Regions from separate parts of the Homo sapiens genome. Here all the other regions are linked to region 4. The links are chromatin contacts, found by Hi-C or POLR2A ChIA-PET in ENCODE. All regions are on one chromosome and are shown on one strand. Each heading gives the region's core, a stretch centred on a gene start or an enhancer-like site at or near the end of the contact. The rest is flanking DNA. Distances are from core to core; before and after follow the strand shown.

The links. A loop is a pair of places that touch in the nucleus more often than their neighbours do. ChIA-PET counts read pairs that join two places held with the same protein, here RNA polymerase II (POLR2A). Pooled maps may share reads with other maps.
Region 1: a loop to region 4 is called in a map of chondrocyte, with 9 times the contacts of the local background. The contact joins the enhancer-like site here to the promoter of UTP11 in region 4. A Hi-C loop is called at or near these places in 1 of 168 maps with a recorded cell type or tissue (chondrocyte) and 4 of 50 pooled maps. POLR2A ChIA-PET finds 5 or more read pairs at or near these places in 1 of 52 experiments (activated CD4-positive, alpha-beta T cell).
Region 2: a pooled map shows a loop between it and region 4 (8-fold over the local background). The contact joins the promoter of MRPS15 here to the promoter of UTP11 in region 4. A Hi-C loop is called at or near these places in 1 of 168 maps with a recorded cell type or tissue (ascending aorta) and 10 of 50 pooled maps. POLR2A ChIA-PET finds 5 or more read pairs at or near these places in 1 of 52 experiments (activated T-cell).
Region 3: a loop to region 4 is called in a pooled map, with 6 times the contacts of the local background. The contact joins the promoter of STK40 here to the promoter of UTP11 in region 4. A Hi-C loop is called at or near these places in 7 of 50 pooled maps. POLR2A ChIA-PET finds 5 or more read pairs at or near these places in 2 of 52 experiments (HEK293 and activated T-cell).

The regions. Positions count from the first base shown.
Region 1 is chr1:39,190,916-39,194,952 of GRCh38, forward strand. It overlaps a transcript of MACF1 not described here. Among named protein-coding and RNA genes, the nearest start is that of MACF1, 12 kb to the right of the region's middle. RefSeq lists an enhancer at 593-1,135. Within about 2 kb of position 1,761, at least 37 of the 41 ENCODE cell types and tissues checked have a DNase peak (open chromatin) inside an H3K27ac peak, as active enhancers do.
Region 2 is chr1:36,461,663-36,465,997 of GRCh38, forward strand. It overlaps MRPS15 (mitochondrial ribosomal protein S15), which reads right to left and starts at 2,722. Exons shown (of 8, transcript NM_031280.4): 1 at 2,484-2,722; 2 at 2,144-2,188; 3 at 426-501. The coding sequence starts at 2,613. RefSeq lists enhancers at 1,730-2,633, 2,029-3,228, 2,628-2,877, 2,634-3,535.
Region 3 is chr1:36,382,705-36,387,173 of GRCh38, forward strand. STK40 (serine/threonine kinase 40) reads right to left here and starts at 3,220. Exons shown (of 11, transcript NM_001282547.2): 1 at 3,019-3,220. LOC124904012 (a long non-coding RNA gene) reads left to right here and starts at 3,487. Exons shown (of 2, transcript XR_007065779.1): 1 at 3,487-3,623; 2 at 3,715-4,469. RefSeq lists silencers at 2,378-2,427, 2,728-2,797, 2,948-3,327 and enhancers at 3,534-4,469, 3,558-3,667, 3,698-4,067.
Region 4 is chr1:38,010,249-38,014,735 of GRCh38, forward strand. UTP11 (UTP11 small subunit processome component) reads left to right here and starts at 2,486. Exons shown (of 8, transcript NM_016037.4): 1 at 2,486-2,617. The coding sequence starts at 2,555.

The sequences.
Region 1 (4,037 bases), core at 511-3,010, 1.2 Mb after region 4:
CTGGGAGGTGGAGTTTGCAGTGAGCTGAGATCGCACCACTGCACTCCAGCCTGAGTGACAGAGTGAGACTGTGTCTCAAAAACAAACAAACAAAAAAACCCCAAAACAACAACAACAAAAACTAAGCTGGATAATAGTTTTCTTCCCAGGCATATATGAGCATCAGAGACCCAAGGATTATAGGTAGGGAAAAAATGTAGGCAACTGTATTGAAGGTGCTCTGATTTTTAAGAAAATTTTAAAAATTCACTGGATATGATGTATTTGGGGTGATTCTTTCTTTCTTTTTTTTTTTTTTTTTTTAACCTAGCAGTAAAGTACAGGCCCAGTTGGGTCCTACTTAAAGTTTTCCTGTTTGACAATTTATCAGGAATTATTATTGCTTAAGATAGCTTTGAAGTAAATTGTCTGTGTCAAAGACCTTCCTCCACTTCTCTCACTTACCTAGCTCTTGGCAGCTGTTTCCAAAATGTTTGCACTAACTCCATAGATTCATGTCTGAAGGATTAGATACTCCAGGAACATCTATTGGGAGAAAGTTTAACTACAACTGTTGTCCATTTTTCAATTAATGTGCCAGTCACTAATCAAAAAAACAGATGCTGTCGTTTTCCTCATCCACTACTTGGGACACCTAAGGATGGATGGACAGATACTTAAGAGGCTGCCTCCTTCTTCTGAGATTGGGCTTTTCATCAGGGCTGTGCCACAGGGTGTGATGCTGTGTGATAGCAGATGGCTCTGCTTCATGCCCATTACTTTTTGTTTTATCCAAAGTAGAAGCTGTGGTCCCCAGATTTTAGAGAGTAAGGGCTTAATCATACTCATTGGCTTTTCTGCCTTTGCCTGTTTCTGCATTGCCACCTGGCTGCCATTAGAGGGAATTCATTACAACTCTGAGTCCCTGCAGGGAGCTGAGAGGAGCTATCCTTGTGTTTAGGATGGGACATGTGTTCTTAAAACTGGGCCAGGCACGGTGGCTCCCAGCACTTTGGGAGGCCGAAGCAGGTGGATCACTTGAGGCCAGGAGTTCGAGACCAGCCTGGCCAACATGGTGAAACTCCGTTTCTATTAAACATACAAAAATTAGCTGGGTGTGGTGGTGTATGCCTGTAATCCCAGCTACTCAGGAGACTGAGGCACAAGAATTGCTTGAACCTGGGAAGTGGAGATTGCAGTGAGCCGATATCTCACCACTGCACTCCAGCCTGGGCGACACAGCAAGACTCTGTCTCAAAAAAAGAAAAAAACAAAAAACTTAAAAATGGTTACCCAGATTTCCTTTTATGACTTGTTCAGTCAGAGGCAGCTGGGAGGATGCACGCTGGGGAAAGCATTACTCACCAGGCACACATAGTGGCCCTGACTGCTGGCAAGTAGTCTGGGCTGTGTTAAGAGTGAGTCACCTCGGGGAATGGAAAAATTGCAAGGTACTGAGGGGTAGGAGTTGTGTGCCAGTGACTGCTCCTTTTCTGTCTGCTATTTTCTCTATAAGGACTCATCACAAAACCATAAATACTGACGATCCTGTTGAGGCAGCCGTGAAGCCAACCAACTTTATGGTGATAATGTTTCCCATAAAAGGAATGAGCTGACTGGACATAGCATTGTTGCCTTCTATGTTACAGGTGTATATAGATTTTGACACAAGCTTGAACTTGTATAATGAAAGTTCCATGTGTGAGAATTTCATCAGAATAAAAGCAACACAGTTTTCTTTGTTGTTTAAAAACTTAGTCTTCTGTGTCTATCTATCTTTGTCCAGTAGGGGTCACTGAGGGTTAGGCTCTCAATAAGAGAAACACTAATCTAGTGATAAATGAGCTGGATTCCTTGTCTATTGTGACATCTTTGTATATTCAGTACTATGTTTTTTAAAATATTAGAGCAGAAACAAAAGGCGTGAACTTGTATTAAGAACTTTATGGGCGAAGCGCAGTGGCTCATGCCTGTAACCCGAGGCGGGTGGATATCACCTGAGGTCAGGAGTTCGAGACCAGCCTGGCCAACATGGTGAAACCCCGTCTCTACCAAAAATACAAAAAAATTAGACGGGCATGGTGGCGCATGCCTGTAATCCCAGCTACTTGGGAGGCTGAGGCAGGAGAATTGCTTAAACCCGGGAGGCAGAGGTTGCAGTGAACCGAGATTGTGCCATTGCACTACAGTCTGGGCAACAAGAGTGAAATTCCATCTCAAAAATTAAAAAAAAAAAGAATATTTCTGGACAAAAATAACAATCCTGGGCAAGATTCTGGAACAGTCCCCATAGACAGGGCTTCTTTTCTTCGTATCATTTTTTTCTCCATTTCTTTAAGATGTTGGCTACCAGAGTTTCCTGGAAAAAGCTTACTAGATAGATATTATTTCATTGGGGAAAAGGGTCAAAATGCCAGAGAGAGAGATTACTTAAAATGGTAATATGGCTGTTGAGGTTGACTAGATATTCTTGTCCTTTCCCTTTTTGAAGCAATGCTGTCGAAGCCTAATTTGACTTAGTCATTGAGCTGTTCAATACCACACATTACTTTCACTTACCTTCTTGCATTTGCCACTGAGGATGACTTGATGCCCTGCTAGGAGGTCTCTTGTGTGGTAATCATAATAACAAGAGTTGGCATTAATGAGTCAATGTTTAATGCTTTTTAAATAGTTAATGCTTACTGTGTGCCAAATATATTATGCATTTTCTCACTTAATCCTCACTGTAACACTGTGAAGAGGTAATTTTATTATCCCTTTTTGACATGAGATAACTATGGATTAAAGAGATTAAGTAATTGGTTCATAGATACACAACTAGAGATTGTGAAATCAGAATTTGAATATAGGTTTGGCTCACAAATTATATTTACAGCCCTGGTAAGAGAGAGAGGGAGAGAGAGAGAGAGAGAGGCAGGCACTTGGGTTTAAGAGTGAGTTTTCTTTTTTCTTTTTTTCTTTTTTTGAGACAGTTTCGCTGTTGTTGCCCAGGCTGGGGTGCAGTGGCATGATCTCAGCTCACTGCAACCTCCACTTCCTGGGTTCAGGCAATTCTCTTGCCTCAGCCTCCCAAGTAGCTGGGATTACAGGCACTCCTGGGTAATTTTGTATTTTTAATAGAGATGGGGTTTCACCATATTGGTCAGGCTGGTCTCGAACTCCTGACCTCAGGTGATCCAACCACCTCGTCCTCCCAAAGTGCTGGGATTACAGGCATGCGCCACCACACCTGGCCAAGAGTGAGTTTTCTAAGTGCTGTACCAGAGCATCTCTCACTTTATTTTCTGCCCCTCCTCTTTAGTGTTACTTTCCCTTTTCTTTCTTAAGGGTAAGACCTTCAGTTGCTGAGCTTGATAGGAAGGCCATCTAGAGTTAGATCCTGGGCAGAATCCATATCCGGAGGGATTTCCAGAAGTGGAATTTCTTTTCTTTTCTTTTCTTTTCTTTTCTTTTCTTTTTTTTTTTTTTTTTTTTGTGATAGAGTCTTGTTCTGTTTCCCAAGCTGGAGTGCAGTGGCGCGATCTCAGCTCACTGCAGCCTCCACCTCCCGGGCTCAAGGGATTCTTCTGACTCAGCCTCCCAGGTAGCTGAGACTACAGGCACATGCCACCATGCCCGGCTAATTTTTGTAATTTTAGTAGAGACGGGTGGCCAGGCTGGTCTTGAACTCCTGACCTTAGGTGATCCACCCCGCCTCAGCCTTTTAATGTGCTGGGATTACAGGCGTGAGCCACCATGCCCAGCCAAAAGTGGAATTTCTTTCTCCCTGCCTTCCTCTCCCCTCCCCTCCCCTCCCCTCCCCTCCCTTCCCTTCTCTATTGTCTTGCTCTGCTGTCTAGGCTGGAGTGCAGTGGTGTGATCATAGCTCACTGTGGCCTGAAACTCCTGGGCTGGAGTGATTCTCCTGCCTCAGCCTCCCAAGTAGCTAGAACTACAGGTGTGTAACCACTGGGCCTGGCTAAGTGTTATTATGTTTTGGAGAGATGGGGTCTTGCTATGTTGCCCAGGGTGGTCTTAAACTCCTGTCCTCAGGCAGTCCTCCTGCCTCAGCTTCT
Region 2 (4,335 bases), core at 1,472-3,971, 1.5 Mb before region 4:
GAGCTGAGCAGAGGGCCTCTGGCTTTGGTGTCAGTCAGCCCTGGATTCAAACTCTAGCTCTGCCCTTTAGAACTGTATGACACTGGACAGCTTGAAAATCTATAAAATGGGGACATACAGCTTTTGTGAGGAACAAGAGATGAGAGATTTCTACAAAGACCTGTGAAGTATGTTAGCTCCTTGGAATCTAGTGGTACAGGGTGTTCATCTAGAGTACAAAAAAACCCCCAAGTAGCCGAGCTCCATGAGTGCCATCTGCCTTGCTGACCACCCACCCTCACCACACCTGGACACCTGGGCCCCTGCCTCCTTCTAGATCAAGCTTCAGCTACAGCAAGCCAAGTCTCAAAGCCACTGTCTTTCCCCACTCCCCGACAATCCTCCCAGGGCCCCCTGCCTCCTCTACTAGGTTTCTTCCTGCTTACTTCTCAATTCCAGGGACATTCTGGTAGTCTTTGAGCAGCGTAGAGGGAGGTGGGTCATCATCCAGCCTAGACTGGGCTGTCAAGTAAATATGGGGATAGAAAACACCCAGAGTCAACTCTCGCTGCCCACCCTCCCAGACCTGGCTCTTTTCACCCACTCTCCAACTCCAGAAGGGACATTCAGGGTCTCAAGCAAAGCACTGGATATCTCTCGGCTCAGTTTCTCCTTTGCAAACTCCGTGGGCACCTGCTTTGATATTTCATGTTGCGAGTAGGTGGCTTTTCCCAAGACCCTACACTGTGCCTGCACCTTTCACACACCTATCTGGCTCTACAGTTCTCAGATCCCCCACTAGGATGGGTCCTCCTGTGGATAGGACAGAGTTTGACTCCCTTGGAATCCACCATAGTCTGGCCCATGGCTCAGCCTAGACTAGGCACTCAACAAACACTTGCTGGCTGACTGCATGTATGAATTAAGGGGGTTGAGGAAAGGCAGCTAGCTGTACGATGCCTGAAATGTAAGCACCAAGTAGAGATCACAGGAAAACCTCAGTCTTGGTGTGTGCACCCCTGCTATCCCTTGGAGATGAGGAAGAGGCATAGAGTAGATGGACTTATCCTCTCCAGTCAGACCCTGCTATGCAAATAACATTAATGGGCCTCTTCTGTCTGTAACAGCTCAAGTTGATTCTGATAGGGAGGCAGAAAAGAATTATATTAAAAATATATTAATAGCAATAAATTCTACTTATTTTATTTTTTGTAGAGACTGGGTCTTGCTATGTTGCCCAGGCTGGTCTTGAACTCCTGGCCTCAAGTGATCCTCCAGCCTTGGCCTCCCAAAATGTTGGGGCCATGTCCAGCCAATAATTTCTTTCTTTTTTGTTTTTTTGAGATGGAGTCTCGCTCTGTCACCCAGGCTGGAGTGCAGTGGCACGATCGGCTCACTGCAACCTCCACCTCCCAGGTTCAAGCGATTCTCCTGCCTCAGCCTCCTGAGTAGCTGGGATTACAGGCGCGCGCTACCACACCTGGCTAATTTTTTTCTGTATTTTTAGTAGAGACGAGGTTTCACCATGTTGGCCAGGCTGGTCTCGAACTCCTGAACTCAAGTGATCTGCCCACCTTGGCCTCCCAAAGTGTTGGGATTACAGGCGTAAGCCACCGCGTCCGGCCCCAGATAATAAATTCTAATATATACTATCAATATATTTAATTGAGCACAGCGTTAAGGGTGCTTTTCGTGTATTATCGCTGAATCCTAACAATCCTTGCAAATGGATACTTTCACACTCATTTTAGAAATAAGAATCAGAGAGAGGAAGTACCTTGCCCCATATCATTTACCTAATAAGAAGGATCTTAACTACTATGCATACTGAGTTGCAATGGGAAATTACATCCTGCATCTCAGAAGCGCAGACACAAAGTGCCATACTCTAGGTAGGCCTGGGTGGTGCCAGCCATGCACTCCCTCTGGGAAGCTCATTTTCACTCATTCACCTGGAAAGCTCCTGCTCCCGCCCTTCACACCCCTCTGTCCCCATACAGGCTGCAGGCCTAGGGCTTTGTGTAAGGTGGACGTGGGGTCTTTTGCTCAGGACCTCTGGCTCACCTCATCTAGTGGCTCTAATTCGCCACATCGGTCCCCTTACCCACCCCAGCCTTCCAGGAGGTCTCTCTTCCGCCCCAAGTCCCACCTTAGGAACTCCTACCTGGTTTCCGGACGACATATCCGCGCGCGGCCTGGAGGAGGAGACCTACGCAGAAAAGAGAGGGCTGAGGACCATCTCCTTAAATAGCCCACCCCTCAGTTCCTTTCTGTGCCCCTCGCATTGCCCGTCCGCCACGGTCTATGCGCTTCTGAACCTAACCGCTGCCCCATTTCTTCCCTACCCCTTGTCTCTCACATCTTGTTTCACCTCTTGCGCAACCACCGCCCTTTCCCCCTTATCCTGACCGCTGTATATCTCCCCTACTCCTGTGCTTCCTTATTCCCTATCTTCGCCGAACCCTGTTTCCCTACGCCCGCCGTCCCATTTCTCAGCTCCTCACTTCGAGGCTGCAGGCCCCACTGGTTGAAAGGAAACTTGGCGCTCCCACCGCCCGGCAGCCCGGGTACTAGGACCTGGGTAACTGCCCGGGTCCGAATCAAACTCAGCGTCCTCCACGCGACCCTCAGCATGGTGACCTCTAACCCCCGCGGGGCCCGCGCCGCGGCCGCCGTTCGCTTTGCGGCACGGACCGGGTTACATGGGCGCCGCCATGCTGGCCCAGGATCGACCAATCGAGGCAGTTGCAATACCGGAGCAGACGAAGACCGAGAGAATGGATTAGGTGGCGTGACTCTGATGACGCAACGCACGGGGCGGAGCTCAGAGACCGGGTTCCCGCTGCGCGTGATCGGGCCGTGGTGGTTGTGTGCCCACGTTTAGCAGCGTGCTGGGGTGCTGTATAAATTCTAAAATGCCACTTTTTGGAGGGCATGCGTTCCGTCCTTAATCTCATTCCTGGCCCTCGGGCCAGGGTTATTTTGGGAGGTCCATGGCGCCTGCGGTAGCCTTCTACCCCCAACCCAATCCCCTCTCCACCCCACCTCACCCCTCCCTTAGACAAGGATGGGACCGTGTAAGAACTACTACTGGGTTTCAGCCATGTCTCTGGCAGCCTCGTAGCCTGGAGACTAAAGTCGCTGAGTTTGGAATCGCACAGTCCTGGTCTGGAATCCTAACTCAGCCATTTACTCAACATGTGATCTTGTGGGCAAGTCACTTAACCTATGTGGGCCCTGTAGGGATAGTAATAACAATATCTCTCTTTTAGGTTGTTGAGAGGATTAACTGAGTTGTATGCAGACCACCTGGTATATAGTGAGCATTTAGTAAATCTTTACGGTGACGTTATTTGTGAAATGAGTGGTGTAAGGGTGGATACAAATTAGAAGAAAAAGAAAATTTAATTTTCCCTGGCGCAAAAAGGGAAAAGACTCCTTCCCCTCACTTTTCTGAGAGCATTTACTTTAGAAAACTTGTAATTGTGAATACTTTCTCTACTGCTTTGCGATGAATGTAAATCTTCTTAAAAGGTAAATAAACCTCTTGCCAGTTTTACAACCCCGGAATGTTTTTCTCAAGGACCTGGGGGCCAACCCTTTGAAATGTAATAATTAAGGAAGATAGTGCTCTCTCTCAGTTCCTGTGGGAGGGTAGGAGCCTAACTTCAGTTGGTGCCTAGCTCTTAGTTGCAACCTACCCTTTGTTATAAAGATAGGGGAAATCGATTTTTCCTTTGGATAAAGGCAATTAGCAGACACAGGTGGCTTCCCACTTACCAGGTAAATTTAGAGTGAGGTGCAGCCAAGTCCTCTTGCTTGAGGACCAGTTATTGTTTATCTTGAGAAAATGGATACAGTAAGTTGTATTCACTTTGCTACATAAAAGAGTAAGATTTTTGTCTCTTTGCAGTCTCTTTAGTGGATCACCAGTGTATCACATTCCGGTTTAATGCTTATTCAATAATAACACTGTTTTCTTTCTTTTCTACCCTTGTGAAGAGGTTTTCTGCGTTGGCAGGGGATTTTGTCTTTAATTTTATTTCCCCAACAGGGGTTAGTTTTTCCAAAGTCTCTTCACCGTGTCCCACCGCACTGTCACTCCCCCCGTGTAACCCATGCCACTGTGCCCTAAGGATCAGTTTTCAAGTCTCCACCACTAGAATGCAGCTCTCTGAGGGTGAACTGAGCTGAGTCGTTTGCATAGGGCCTAGATACTGAGAGCTAGCAGAAGGAAGCAAGGGAAGGAAGGAGGGAAGGAAGGAAGGGAAAGGAAGGAAGGGAGGAAGGAAGGGGGGAAGGAAGGGAGGGAGGAAGGAAGGGAGGGAGGAAGAAAGGACCAACTCTGAGAAGTTT
Region 3 (4,469 bases), core at 1,970-4,469, 1.6 Mb before region 4:
AATTGCTGCAACTAATTCCTAAAAGTTCTTTCCTGTAGCCTGTAATAAGAGCTAACATTTACTACTCAGTGTCTGTTAAGTACTCATCCTGTAACATCTTACTTACTCCTCACAACTGCCCTATTACGAAGGTACTCTTATTGTCCCCATTTTACAGATGAGAAAGCTGTGGTGGAGAGAATAAGTAATCCCTAGTGACCAGCAGGGATAGAAGTAGAACACAGATCTGTCTGATGGCAGAGCCAAATAAGCTTTTTTTTTGAGACAGAGTTTCGCTCTTGTTGCCCAGGCTGGAGTGCAATGATGCAATTTTGGTTCACCGCAACCTCCGCCTCCCAGGTTCAAGAGATTCTCCTGTCTCAGCCTCCTGAGTAGCTGGGATTACAAGCATGCACCACCACGTCCGGCTAATTTTGTATTTTTAGTAGAGAAGGGGTTTCTCCATGTTAGACTGGTCTTGAACTCCTGACCTCAGGTGATCTGCCCACTTCGGCCTCCTAAAGTGCTGGGATTACAGGCGTGAGCCATCATACCCGGCCTCAAATAACCTCTTAACTATTACAATCTACTGCCTTCCCCAAAGGTCAGATTAAAAGCACAAGTTAGCAAACACAGCACCCTTTACAACTGGCCTTCTGAGAGGGCAGTCTTATCTCTCCAGCTGCTCAAGCAACCTACAATCCCAGGAAGAGAGGGGCACATGTGCCAGGCACTTCTGCGCCAGGCAGAGAAGCCCAGGCCAATGCAGGAGCTTGCCATCTGGCACTGGTTGCACATGGTGCTTCCTCAGCAAAGATCCATCGCCCCAGCACCAACTCTCCTCTCTCAGAAGCCTAGGTTTGTCTCCGAAGAGTTCTCCAGCCCTTCAGTCGCTCCTGTCCTCCTCCTTCCCTCCTCTACTGGGACTCCAGTGAAATCTTTCTAAAATATGTAACCAATCATGTCATTCCTCTGCTTCAGACCTTTTCACTTGCTCCCGGCTGCCCTGGGCATGATATCTCAAATTGCTAATATGGCATTCTTTCATGAACCTATACTGCTTCACTTGCACCATATCAACTTCCATACCACTAGATTGAACAATCTGAGATTTCTGGAATAAACTATGAGTTTATTTGTCTATCTCGCTCTCAAAGTATTCATTCTCACCTGGCTAAGCCTCCCCTCCTCTCCTTTTAGACTCAGCTCCAGCATCACTTCTGCCAAGCCTTTTCATGGCACACTCCCGTCCCCACCCCACCCCCAAGGCTGAGCTCACAGCTTTCTCCCTTTCTCCACTGGGCTCCCACAGTACTCTCTTGCTGCTGCTATTAGCTTCTTCTTCTTCTTTTTTTTTTTTTTTTGAGACAGAGTCTCACTCTGTTACTCAGGCTGGAGTGCACTGGCTTGATCTCGGCTCACTGCAACCTCTGCCTCATAGGTTCAAGCAATTCTCCTGCCTCAGCCTCCCGAGTAGCTGGGATTACAGGCCTGTGCCACCATGCCCAGCTAATTTTTCTATTTTCAGTAGAGATGGGGTTTCACCATGTTAGCCAGGCTGGTCTCGAACTCCTGACCTCAGGTGATCCGCCCGCCTCGGCTTCCCAAAGTGTTGGGATTACAGGCATGAGCCACGGCGCCCAGCCACTACTAGCTTCTTTAGACCACATTTCAACCATTTGTTTACAGGTCAATTTCCCTTAATTAGACTGTATGCTCCTTGAAATAAAAATAGATAACATTTATTGAATTCTTATTACGTGGCAAACATGGTTGTATGTTTTACATGTTAACTTTTTACTCTTCATAATATCTCTCTCTGTTATCATCCTTGTTTTATAGACGAAGACACTGAGGCACAGGGAGACTAAGCAATGTGCCCAGGTACACACAGCTGGAAAGTTGCTGAGCCAGAATTTGAACTCAGGAAGTCTGGCTCCAAAGCCTACTCTTAACCACTATGCTGTCTAGCACTTGCCTCTAGGCAAGGACTCTTGTTGTGGTCATGTGAGAAATGAATGAATGAATGAATGAGGACTGTCTAGATTAACCCAACCAACAACTTGCACAGCACGGCCATTAGGAAGCACTAAAGGAGCTCACAGGCACTGTTTACAAACAAGATTATTTTGGCCCTACAATTACACATTCTGCTCTTCCTTATCTCACGCAAAACTACTCAAAGAGGGAAAGGCGCCCAGCCCAGTATGCCTACCCTCTTCCCCACTGGTTCTCAAAACCAAAGCAAAGCCAACCGGTTTCCTCCAGTGACTTAAAACAGAGCAAAGTCTATCCTGCCACACAGAGGGCGGCTGTCATCTCTTCCTTCCGCTAACAAAAGGGCTTCAAACCTGGGGATTGGGGTGGGCAGAAAACTCGGCATCAGGAATCCGAATGTCCCTACCTAACTGGCTGGAAGGCGGGGCCAAGTGGCGTGGGAATGGGCGGGCCTGACCGGCTCGGCAGGTGAAACACTGACCACAGCAAGCTCTCCTTGGAAAAGGCCGGCCAAACGTGGCCTTGGCAAGCAGGTAGCTGTGACTCGTACCTGAACGCCGCCCGGGATATGAAAATTCCCCAGCAGCGGTAGCGCCCGTGCCAGAGTGAGGGCTCTTGGAGGAAGCCCTGGCTGGCCCTCCCTGGGGACTCGTTCTAACTATCAAGTCACCCTCGGGATTAGGAGGGAAACACGGAGAGGCAGAAGGTGTCTTTTTGGAAAGATCTGGCTGGATTCACACGCCGGTTGCTTCACTCACTGGCTGGGTGACTCTAGGCAAAGCTGGCAGTGCCCACTTCCCAGAGCTGCGGCGGGGACTGAAGCTCCCGCGGCCTCCCGGTACCCGGCGCGAGGCAGCCCTCGCCCCTGCCGCCGGGGAAGGGCAGAGCCCCAGCGGAGGAGGGGGCATTCGCCGGGGCCATTTCTGCTGCACTCAGATGGCTTCAGGCTGTCACTCCGATTCCACCGCCGCGGCCGCCGGGGCCCGCCCCGCCTACCCGCAACCCCCACCCGGCTCCCCGCTCCTGGACCCCTGCCCTCACCTTCGCCGGGTGGTCAGAGCTATTCGCCCATAGTCCGTAGCCCAGAGCCGGGGCTGCTCGGCTCTCCCTCCCGGGGGGCCGGGGCCGGGCTGGAGGCGTGCGAGCCTCTCACCGCCGCCTCCCAGCGCAGCCACCCGAGCCGCCGCCGCCGCCGCCGCCGCCTCCCTCCATGGCTGCGGCGCCGCCACCTGACAACGGAAGTGACGCACCGCCCCCCTCCTCCCCAGCCTTAGCCGCGGCCCCGCCCCCCCGGGCCCCGCCCTCCGCCTGCGTCTCCAGCCCCACGGCTTTCGGATTGGGGCGCCATCTTGACGATGGGCGGAAGACTTCAGGCAAGAGGCCAGAGTCCGATTGAGGATTGGTTCAGGGTGGGGTCTGGGCGAAACCTGTTACACGATTGGAGGCCGAGGCTCTAATGGGGCGGTACTTACTGCTGATCTATATCTGCGGCGAGGCTGGGACGGAGGCACCGCCCCGCCCGACCCCACAGAACCTCGCGGGCCCTACACTCCCCCTGCCGAGGTTGAAGTCCCCAGCGGTTGGAAGATCGGCCAATTGTAGTGTATTTATCAGAAAAGTGACTCATCCTTGATCCTCATTTCCCGGTTTGTGGAACTCTGTGAGGAAAGCCCTGCAGTTAGGCTCAATAAAAGACAGAAATTCCTGTCGCAGCGCTCATAATTCATTTCCCTCTAGGTCTGTCGCCTTTGTAGAAACCCCGAGGATGGCAACCTTCAACCTGGAGATCCCTGAAGCCTTGACCAGGGAGGTTTACAGTGAAGCGTTCCTATTAGCGACTACAGCTATCTAACCTCAGTTCCTCCTGCTGCAGTTTCGGTCCCTTTCTCCTCCTCCTCCAGCAACCACGCCCTCCATGAATCAGCTTCTTGCACCAGCAGATGAGCCCTTTAAAGGGATTGCATCAGGCAAGTGACTCACTGGGGCCCTCTAAGAGCCTGGCTTCCCTCCCTTGGCATGCAGAAGCAGCTAGAAGGGCTCAGTGGCAGCAGCACCAGCGGCCGTAGCCCCACTCCCTTGTCCCAGAGGTGTGAGTCAGGGTGTTTGCTGCTTATGATGTCTAACTCTTGGCTGTCTTTCCAGCTGTCCCCTGGGTCACTCTATATCCATGTGTGGGCACACGTGTCTAAGCTTGTGTGCACTGCTGGGTTTTCCTAGGGTGTGTGGCCACTTGTGTGTATGTGCATTTGTCATCTCCACATAGGCAGTGCCAGGACACAAGAGCTGATATGAGTGAAGTCTGGCTGCCTCTACCTGTGTCCTTTGTCTCTGAATGCCTGGTGCCCACTGAGCTGCTGATAGGGCTGACTAACAAGAGTAATCAGGACAGCTCCCACCGTTGTGCCACACTCTGCATGGAGCACTTGAGACAGTATTAGGTAGGAGGCTGTTTACAGCTGAGGAAGCCAGTGCTCAGAGAAGGAAATTAATGT
Region 4 (4,487 bases), core at 1,236-3,735:
GCCTCAAATCACAAGCCAATAGGTGATAGATATAAAGCCAGGGCTGACACCAGGGTCCCCCTGTCTAATGTACAGAGCTAGCTTCTCTTGGGTATGCTGGTCACCCAGTGCCTTCTTCAGGGGGAAGAGGCAGGAGTGGCTGGGGCTGCTACCTAGTCACCCTGCCTGACAGCTGGTCTTCTTAATGGAAATGAGGCTGGAAAGGTGGGCATGAGGCAGGTTATAAAGGGCCTTGTCTTCCAATGGTAAGTGATAAATGAGATGGAATTTTGTTAATGCAGGAGGCCCTAAATGGGCAAGGCTCAAACTCATACTTTCAGCTCTTTCAGGCCCACTGGTCGACTGGACTGGCATTTCTGGGGACTAAGGGGACGATTTCCCTGGAGCTCCTGAGCTGGAGGAGTGACCCCTGTCATGAGAAATGCGTGCAATTATACATCCTGTTTCATGTGGTGGAAAAGAAACCAAATACCTCTGGAATGCTCTACTGTGCCCAATCCTCTCTCTAAACTTAGAAGCAGGTTTAGTAATAATAAAAATAACAATAGTAACTCCATTTTATTGTGAACTTGCTAAGGAATAAAAACAGCATTAAGCACTTTAAACATAGTTCGTTTTGGCCGGGTGCGGTGGCTTACGCCTGTAATCCCAGCACTTTGGGAGGCTGAGGCAGGCGGATCACGAGGTCAGGAGATTGAGACCATCCTGGCTAACACGGTGAAACCCCATCTCTACTAAAAATACAAAAAATTAGCCTGGCGTGGTGGTGGGCACCTGTACTCCCAGCTAGTCAGCAGGCTGAGGCAGGAGAATGGTGTGAATCCGGGAGGCGGAGCTTGCAGTGAGCCGAGATGATGCCACTACACTCCAGCCTGGGCAACAGAGCGAGACTCTGTCTCAAAAAAAAAAACAAAAAACAAAAAACCAACATATTTCGTTTAATCATCAAAACAGTCCTGTGGGTATAGTATTATTATTACCTCAGTTTTACAGATGGGGAGATGGAGGCTCAGTGAATCTAACTTTACCTTGACTGGGGTGGCATCAGAACACACCTCATGGGTCATTACCTTGTACTGCCTCTGATTCGCATATCGTCAACCAGCCATTCCCTTAGGGATGTGAGGGACTCAGAACTTTATAGCTATTGTCATTGGGTGATTTCCTTCTATGCTCTTTACAGATATGACTCCTCAGTTCAACTGTGAGCTCTTGACAGCAATATGAGGCAAGAAGTGTATGTTATTATTATCCTCATTTTATGCTTGAGAAAAATGATGCTCATTAAAGTCAAGAAACCTGCCAAAAGTCACACAGCCTGTAAGTGAATGGCAGAGCCAGTTATGGTTTTAAGGTCTCTTGTCTCTCTATAGAATATTTTTTCCTGTACACTGTTGTAGAGGAGCAAAAAATGGACAGGTCAGATGAATGAAGTTTATATAGTGTCCCAAGTTACAGAAAAGAATAGTGGCATGGGGCCTCTGGGGGCTGGTGGCAACACATATTATGGGAAGGTGAGAGGAGGAAATGTCCTGTTATGGAGATAAAATCTCTCAGGAAGTAATAGTTGTCAGCCCTCTTCTTGACACAGATACCTCACTAAAAATGTAGATTTCCTTTGTAGGTGATAAATTTATTTCTACAAAAGGAAGGACAGCTTTTCAGAGCAACTCCTGTATCTGCAGTTTCTCAGCATAACCAGCTTTAAGAAACAAGCCAGAGAAATATATATTTTGGGGTGGCATATTCTGGCCTCCCACAGTCATATTTTGGAGTGGTGAGTCCTGAGCCCCAACAGTGTTTTTTTTTTTTTTTTTTTTTTTTTTGAGACGGAGTCTCACTCTATTGCCCAGGCTGGAGTGCAATGGCGCCATCTCGACTCACTGCAACCTCTGCCTCCCAGGTTCAAGTGATTCTCCTGCCTCAGCCTCCCGAGTAGCTGGGATTACAGGCGCGCACCACCAAGCACAGCTAATTTTTGTATTTTTTTTAAGTAGAGACGGGGTTTCACCATGTTGGGCAGGCTCCTGACCTCGTGATCCGCCTGCCTTGGCCTCCCAAAGTGCTGGGATTACAGGCGTGAGCCACCGCGCCCAGCCAGCCCCAAAACTGTTAAATCCGTACTGCTCTAGCTTTAAACATACCTTCTAGATACAGCAACCCGTGCCGAGCTGTAAGTGACTGCACATGCGCACACGCTAAGCCCAGCTCAGACGGAGGCCAGTGCCAGCCACGTGTTCCCAGGTGCCCACGCGGGCCAAGCGCGAAGGCGAGATCTGGGTAGCGTGGACAGGCGCTAGCGAATAAGAACTGGCTCTTATAGAGTCACGAGACTATATCTGGGAAACTACACTTCCCAGAAGCAGCCTGCGGTGACTGCCTCTGTTAAATGACGTACTTCCTGAAAGCCGGCTCCGGATAGGTTGCTTAGAGGAAGTAGGCGGTTCTAAACCGCCGGCGGCTAGGCCTATTTCCGGTAGGAATCAGTGGACTTGGCGGCAGAGGCAGTGCGGATCCGGCGTTCTCCACTGATCTTTTCCAAGGCTGTACAGACATGGCGGCGGCTTTTCGGAAGGCGGCTAAGTCCCGGCAGCGGGAACACAGAGAGCGAAGCCAGGTAGGACCATACAGGCCCCACAAGTGCTGGCCTTTGTCGCCATGTGTTACCCTTGCCCCAACCCTGTCGCCACCGTGGGATCCGGGTCCAAACTGTATAGTATATAAATGCACGTAAATGTATGTTAATGACGCTGGCGTGGCTGGGGCGGAGCTTCGTGGGAACGAGTGGAGGGGATTTGTCGTTTCCGTTCTAGGAAAAGCAGGGGTGCCCCCCTTTCCTTGGGGATATAAAACCTGCTCTGGAAGATTTCAGTGTGGTGATTGAGTAAGATGTCTGTCAAGTGCCTGGTCTCTTCTGAGGAGTTGAGGTCAGAGCTCATGTAGGCAACAACTGCTGGGCTGAAATTGGATCCCACGTCTAATGGGCAGCTCCGCCTGCTGCATATGGGGGCCCTGACCGAAGAGACTGTGGTTACTAATGTGGTATCATCATCACGCTGGGCTTGTGGTTCATGAAGATCTGCCATATGTGCTTTTTGTTTAAGCCTTACCCCTTAATGTTGGCCTTTTCCATTCCCATTATACAGATGAGGAAACTGAGGTCCAGAGTGGTGACTTGTCCAGTTACAAACACCAGATTCAGGCAGAGTAAACAGTTCTAGGATTTCTATGGTGGGTGTGTCTGTGTAGGGAGGTTGAGTAGAAATAAGCTTATATGCAGAATCAGTTGATACACTGTCAGGAATCCCGTGCTTAATATCTGATTCAGAAAGGCCCTTAGACATACATATGTGCTCCAACTTAGTTTTACAGATGAGGAAGACAGGGGAAAGAGTTGTGCAGCTGACTGATGGGATAGAACTAAGGCCTCTTAACTACAGTTCAGTCTTCCTGCTTAATAGCATATATCAAACTTTTTTTTTTTGAGATGGAGTCTCACTCTGTTGCCCAGGTTGGAGTGCAGTGGCACGATCTCGCCTCACTACAACCTCCGCCTCCCAGGTTCAAGCGGTTCTCCTGCCTCAGCCTCTCGAGTAGCTGGGACTGCAGGTGCACACTACCATGCCCTGCTAATTTTTGTATTTTTAGTAGAGACGGGGTTTTGTCAGATTGGCCAGGCTGGTCTCGAACTCCTGACCTCTGGTGATCCACCCGCCTTGGCCTCCCAAAGTGCTGGGATTACAGGCGTGAGCCCCTGCACCCGGCCAAAACTATCACCTTTTGAGCACTTACTATATGCTAGGCACAGCCCTGCATGTTTTTACAATTGTCTCATGTAATCCTACAACATCCCTCTGAAGTGGATGTTACCCTCATTCCTCATTTTACAAATGAGGAATCTGGTGCTTAAAGAGATTGAATAGTATATCCAAAGTCACAGTTGTAAGTAGTGGAATTGGATTAGCAGAGAAGACAGAGGGCTTTCAGAGCTGGCTGTGGACATGGCATGGCCATGGCTGAGTAGGAACAGATGGCCTGTGTAGAAGAGGTGAGAAGAAGACCATCCTGAAAAGGTGGGTAAACCGTTGACACAAACGTTCCATATTTGGGTAGTTTGGACTTTATCCTGCAGATCCTTCAGTAGGGCAGCAGGGGAGCTACTGAAGATATTTTGTATGGAGGGTGTATGTGTTATTACGTAAACTATTTCAGATACAATACCAGGTTTCCTTTTGTAATGCGATTGTACATTCAGGTGGACATGAGAGATTTCAAGATTTCTGCCTCACCTCATGTTGTTGCTTTTTTGACCCTTTAGCTTGCTTTCTCTACTCTGTTAACCTCCCTTTGCTGTAATTAAAGTTAAAATTATTAGGGGAGGTTTGGTATTATTTTACTTATGTTTTTGAGATAGTGTCTCCCTCTGTTGCCAAGGCTGGAGTGAGTGGGGCAATCACGGCTCACTTCAGGCTCGACCCCCTCACTCA